Regions from separate parts of the Homo sapiens genome. Here region 1 is linked to region 2. Evidence: read pairs that join two places in POLR2A ChIA-PET (ENCODE). Cell type or tissue: PC-9. All regions are shown on one strand. Each heading gives the region's core, and the rest is flanking DNA. Links, peaks and the distances in the headings are about the cores only. Region 1 has its middle 96 kb from the start of LINC00626. Region 2 has its middle 52 kb from the start of XCL1.

Region 1 (2,928 bases), core at 209-2,708, 250 kb after region 2:
TATTGGGTTCCTATACCCTGCTAGTTATCTCTATCTAGATGCCACACTACTCCTCAAACTCAGCTTATCCAAATTTAAATGTTATTTTCCCTCCCCAGTCAGCCCATGTCTGCCAGATTTTCCTGACTGAATTTGGGCAAGTAATTTTAGCTCACTGAGCCTCAGCTTCCTCTGCTGTAAAATTAGAATAATAATCCCTGCACTCTAACAAAGACATCACGGGCCCAATGATAATGTGCAAAGCGCATGCAAACCATTTCACATAAAACACACTTTAGGAGGTTGTTGGTTTCTCCCAACTATTTTCTTCTACTGCATTTCACAAACCCACTTAAGTACAACCATTTGGCTTGTTTCAAAAGCACATTATAAGCAGTCTTTTCTTTTCACTTTTGCTTACTCTGATTCCTCTGAGTGGATTTGTTTCTTTCCTTTCTTCTTGTTTCAGTTGGATTTTTTCTTTTAAGATCCAGATACATTTCATCTTCCCCATAAAGTGTTCTTCTACATCCCTGATCCATGATCATAGCCCTTATATGTTGTAAGCTTTTGAATTCCTAGAGCTCTGCACTAGTCATTTGGCACTTAGCTTTGGACAACCTGTAGCACTTATCTTTTTATGTATGTGTTGGATCCACAATGAACATATTAACTCTTTGAGAGCAGGGTCCTCTTTGCTAGCCCAGTGCCATACACAACCTGACATTCTATAAACATTAGTTGCTTTGTTGAAACGACATCATTTCAATTACGAATTCTAATCATTCTTAGGTAAATTGGAGACTCTCAATGTCAATATGTTGACACTTTATAAATTTTAATTAGCATATTGGCAATTATACTCCACAGCTGTTTTCATAGGGCACTTCACAATTATTCATCAGTTTTTGTCAAGATATTCTCAGGAGGTGAGTGATAAAGATCATTCCCTGCCATTCTTTTGTTCTAAATTTAGAAAAGCATAGTACAGTGATTTTATGAAATATATTGAGAAGATTCAGGATAAAAATTGACATAAAAAAGTAAAATTCTTTCTTAGCCCCCTGTGCCAGTGAAAATCCTTCTCTAGCATTTGTTCCTACAGAAAAGCAAATAATGTCTTATTTGATTTTGTTGAACTGCCTGTAGTCCTTGAAGATTGGGTGAGTCTCTAGTCTTCTATTCAAACTGAAATGTTTTACTTTAATAACTCAAGAAAAGATAATTTTAGTGTATCTTGGCTGTCATATGTGATTTTGTTTATTGACTGTATTCTGATTATGATAATGCAAACAAAACCCAAAGTAAGTAGAAGCAATGAAATAATAAAGATTAGAAAACAATAAAATAGAAAAAAATGTTTTTAAAAAATAAAATCAATAAAACTGATAAACTTCCAGCCAAGCTGATCAGGCAAAAGAGAAAAGACAGAACTTGACAATATCAACGATGAAAGAGAAAACATCACTAGAGTTCCTAGGGACATTAAAAGGAAAATAAGGAAATATAAGGAACAGCTTTTTTTGCCAATAAATTCAATAATTTAGGTAAAATGGAAAGTTTTTTATTTTTTTATTTTTTATTTTTATTTTTATTATACGTTAAGTTTTAGGGTACATGTGCACAACGTGCAGGTTTGTTACATATGTATACATGTGCCATGTTGGTGTGCTGCAGCCATTAACTAGTCATTTACATTAGGTATATCTCCTAATGCTATCACTCCCCCCTCCCCCGACCCCACAACAGTCCCCGGTGTGTGATGTTCCCCTTCCTCTGTCCATGTGTTCTCATTGTTCAATTCCCACCTACGAGTGAGAACATGCAGTGTTTGGTATTCTGTGCTTGTGATAGTTTGCTGAGAATGATAGTTTCCAGCTTCATCTACGTCTCTACAAAGGACATGAAATCATCATTTTTTATGGCTGCATAGTATTCCATGGTGTATATGTGCCACATTTTCTTTATTATTATTATTATTATTATACTTTAAGTTTTAGGGTACATGTGCACAATGTGCAGGTTAGTTACATATGTATACATGTGCCATGCTGGTGTGCTGCACCCATTGACTCGTCATTTAGCATTAGGTATATCTCCTAATGCTATCCCTCCCCCATCCCCCCACCCCACAACAGTCCCCAGAGTGTGATGTTCCCCTTCCTGTGTCCATGTGTTCTCATTGTTCAATTCCCATCTATGAGTGAGAACATGCGGTGTTTGGTTTTTTGTCCTTGCCATAGTTTACTGAGAATGATGATTTCCAGTTTCATCCATGTCCCTACAAAGGACATGAACTCATCATTTTTTATGGCTGCATAGTATTCCATGGTGTATATGTGCCACATTTTCTTAATCCAGTCTATCATTGTTGGACATTTGGATTGGTTCCAAGTCTTTGCTATTGTGAATAGTGCTGCAATAAACATACATGTGCATGTGTCTTTATAGCAGCATGATTTATAGTCCTTTGGGTATATACCCAGTAATGGGATGGCTGGGTCAAATGCTATTTCTAGTTCTAGATCCCTGAGGAATCGCCACACTGACTTCCACAATGGTTGAACTAGTTTACAGTCCCACCAACAGTGTCAAAGTGTTCCTATTTCTCCACATCCTCTCCAGCACCTGTTGTTTGCTGACTTTTTAATGATTGCCATTCTAACTGATGTGAGATGGTATCTCATTGTGGTTTTGATTTGCATTTCTCTGATATATGTGCCACATTTTCTTAATCCAGTCTATGATTGTTGGACATTTGGGTTTGTTTCAAGTCTTTGCTATTGTGAATAGTGCCGCAATAAACATATGTATGCATGTGTCTTTATAGCAGCATGTTTTATAATCCTTTGGGCATATACCCAGTAATGGGATGGCTGGGTCAAATAGTATTTCTAGTTCTAGATCCCCGAGGAATCACCACACTGACTTCCACAATGGTTAAACTAG
Region 2 (2,928 bases), core at 279-2,778:
CTGGAAGCAATTTAAGTCTTAATGTTTTGTGTCTTCTACAATGCCTTACTTTGAGTAGGCTGTCAAATAAGGATTCCCCAACCTTTACTTCATTTTCCGATGTTCTTAGCAATCCTATCTAGTAAATTCTCATTCTTTATGGTTTATACCATGCCTCAGTGTTTTCTATATTGGATGTGGGGTGAAAAGTTGAACATTCTGGCAAAAGCATTAGCTTAGTTCATGATGTGCTCTGAGCAGACTCAATGATTGGTGGAAAAGTACATTTGAGTGCATCTGACTCCCATGGAGAAATGCCATACAGTGGCAGGTAGAGAATCTGACCTTTGGGAGTAATGCCAATCTAGTGTCAATAGCCAGGACCTGTCTAAACATCATGGAAAATCTAACTCTTTGACAAACAAACCAGGAGTCATCCATAGCTTCCTGAATTACACCCAGGAAGGAGAGATTGAATACTCCACACACCATTTTCCGAGATGTTCCAGAGGAAATCAGCAATTTTAGCCAAGTTTCCAGGAAACCTCAGAGGTTTATCACTTCATACAGCCAGGAGCAGGGATTCGGATGGATAGATTTTATAGATTCTTTCTTTCAGAAGAAAACAGACTAAATCAGCAAACCATTGGTCCAAAATAAAATTTTGTCTATGACAGAGTGTTCCATCATCTAGCAACACATAAAATGTTTTAATATGAATCCTTGAGAAGCAACTGTTCTTCTTTTAACCAAAGCAAATAAAGAAGTTAACATTGGAGTCCCTCATATTGGAAAGGATTTGCTGAACATCTGCTGAGAGGAAGTTCTGTTGAGATTCCTCCTCTTTTAATTCTTTACCTATTAAGTGCCTTTACAAAAAAGTGGGATGCTTACTGCTTGAAATGTCAGCAGCACCTCCTGTACCTTAATTTTCTCAATTAAAGAATGTAGACTCTGACACACTGTAGGAAGAACCATCTGGTTAAGTGGTGTTTCTGTTGGTTTCCAGGTTATCCCATGCAACAGTGCATGGGAAGTGGAGGATTCTTTTTTTTTTTTTTTTTTTTGAGACGGAGTCTCGCTCTGTCGCCCAGGCTGGAGTGCAGTGGCGGGATCTCGGCTCACTGCAAGCTCTGCCTCCTGGGTTCACGCCATTCTCCTGCCTCAGCCTCCCAAGTAGCTGGGACTACAGGCGCCCGCCACTACGCCCGGCTAATTTTTTGTATTTTTAGTAGAGATGGGGTTTCACCGTTTTAGCCGGAAAGTGGAGGATTCTTAAAGCTTCTTTAGATTTTATCCTCACAGATAAAATAGGTGGTTTGAGGAGGAATAAAATGGTTCTTAATTGTCCTAAGTAGCTTGTTATGATAGCTGATGTCTTCATTTTTGGTGAAATGATCTTTCAACTGAGTATAAGTCTATCTAATTTAGGGGAAGATTTTTGGATGACTAGTACTCAAATGTTTGCCCACTTGGAGCCTTCCCTTAAATAATTTAAGTATCATTTGACTGGTCAAGTCTTGGTTAATGGACAGGCACATTCAAGGGTTCAATCCTATCACTGTTCTTTCTCAAGTTGCAGCCTCTCCTCTCCTTTCATCATTTATAACTTCCCTGAGCAAATGTATCTCATCTTCCCAAGAAGCCTTTCTGACATCCTGCATGCCTGAGGTTTTTGTTTTAGCTGCTATGAGTCAGGGTTTACACATCTATTCCCTTATACTTGTCCAAGTGTTTTTTCTACCTGTTGATTGTCATTCTAGCTGAAGCCTATCAGATGGCCATGTGGAGATGTAGGAGGGGCAGGTGGAGTCTCTGAATTCAAGGGGGAGGTCTGGGTTGGCAATATTCATTATGAAAAGAAGTGACTAAATAGTCACTTAGTCACTACTAGATGACTAAGTAGATGAGGTGGTATTACCACTCCCTCCTTGGAGTGCTCTCCTTATTTGGCTTCTGTGACACTATTCTCCCTTATGTCTTCTCTTGCACCTTCTTTCCATTTTTCTTGGAAGACTCCTTTTTCCCCATCAGCCCCTTTAATGCTATATTCCATAGGGTCTTTTCTTCTGTATTTATCTCACTCCACTCACTCTTACTTGGGATCTTATCCATGTTTATGCTTTTTACCACCATTTAATGCACCATCACACGATGCTGTAATTATTTGTTTACCTGTCTCTTTCCCTCACTGAACTGTGAGCTCCTTAAGGATAAGGACTATATCTAGATCCTTAGCACCTAACATAGCACCTAACTATGGTAGGTGTTTTATAAATAGTTGATGAATAAATAAGTGCATTTATTCATGTATTCCTTTGTTCCACAAAAACAATTAAAACTCCTCTATGCCTGCTATTGGAGGAACTAGGAGAAATGGTAATGATGAACAAGAGAAGGACGGTATCTTCCCATGACCTATTTTTATAAATGATGACTAGTTAGTTATTCAGACCAGTTCATGAGGCCTATGTTACTCAAAATAGGGCACTAATTGCATTATTTCAATTCCCTCTCAATGCTGTACATAACATGGTGACCATGGGAAAATGCACTTAGAGTTCTAAGCAACCAACTTAGACACCTTTGCTAAAGAAGTTTTTCTTTAGTAGTCTGTCTATTACTAGTCCTGTTCTTGGTGCTTGTTGATGTAACTACATTGTCATTCTTTGATTTGGGTCCTTTATCCCTAATCCACATAAAATAACAGGTCATGGGTCAAATGTAGAAGACAGCGTGACAAAATGTAGAAGGGGGACACCATGACGAAAAGCACAAGACCTAATGCTCAGTTGCCCAAAACCTGAACAGAAGCACTGAAGAGGGGGAAGCGCACGGGAAGGAGGGGAGAAGAGGAGTAAGTATTTGCTGAAAATAGATTCGTACCCCCTCTAAACCGATTTATAGAAAAACAACAGAGATGGTCAAAGTGAGTGTTGGAGAAGTAGA

What was found. Peaks named below come from ENCODE experiments on the same cell type or tissue, not always from the same donor. Only the 100,000 strongest peaks of a DNase experiment are listed, where the experiment ranks them.
Region 1: POLR2A ChIA-PET joins it to region 2 with 7 read pairs; 1 of 35 experiments calls an interaction of 5 or more read pairs at or near these places.

The regions. Positions count from the first base shown.
Region 1 is chr1:168,881,683-168,884,610 of GRCh38, forward strand. No RefSeq gene overlaps it. Among named protein-coding and RNA genes, the nearest start is that of LINC00626, 96 kb to the left of the region's middle. In PC-9, for the core only: no CTCF peak of the experiment used is centred there; no DNase peak of the experiment used is centred there.
Region 2 is chr1:168,627,233-168,630,160 of GRCh38, forward strand. No RefSeq gene overlaps it. Among named protein-coding and RNA genes, the nearest start is that of XCL1, 52 kb to the left of the region's middle. In PC-9, for the core only: no CTCF peak of the experiment used is centred there; a DNase peak (open chromatin) is centred at 1,749; H3K27ac peaks cover 1,274 bases.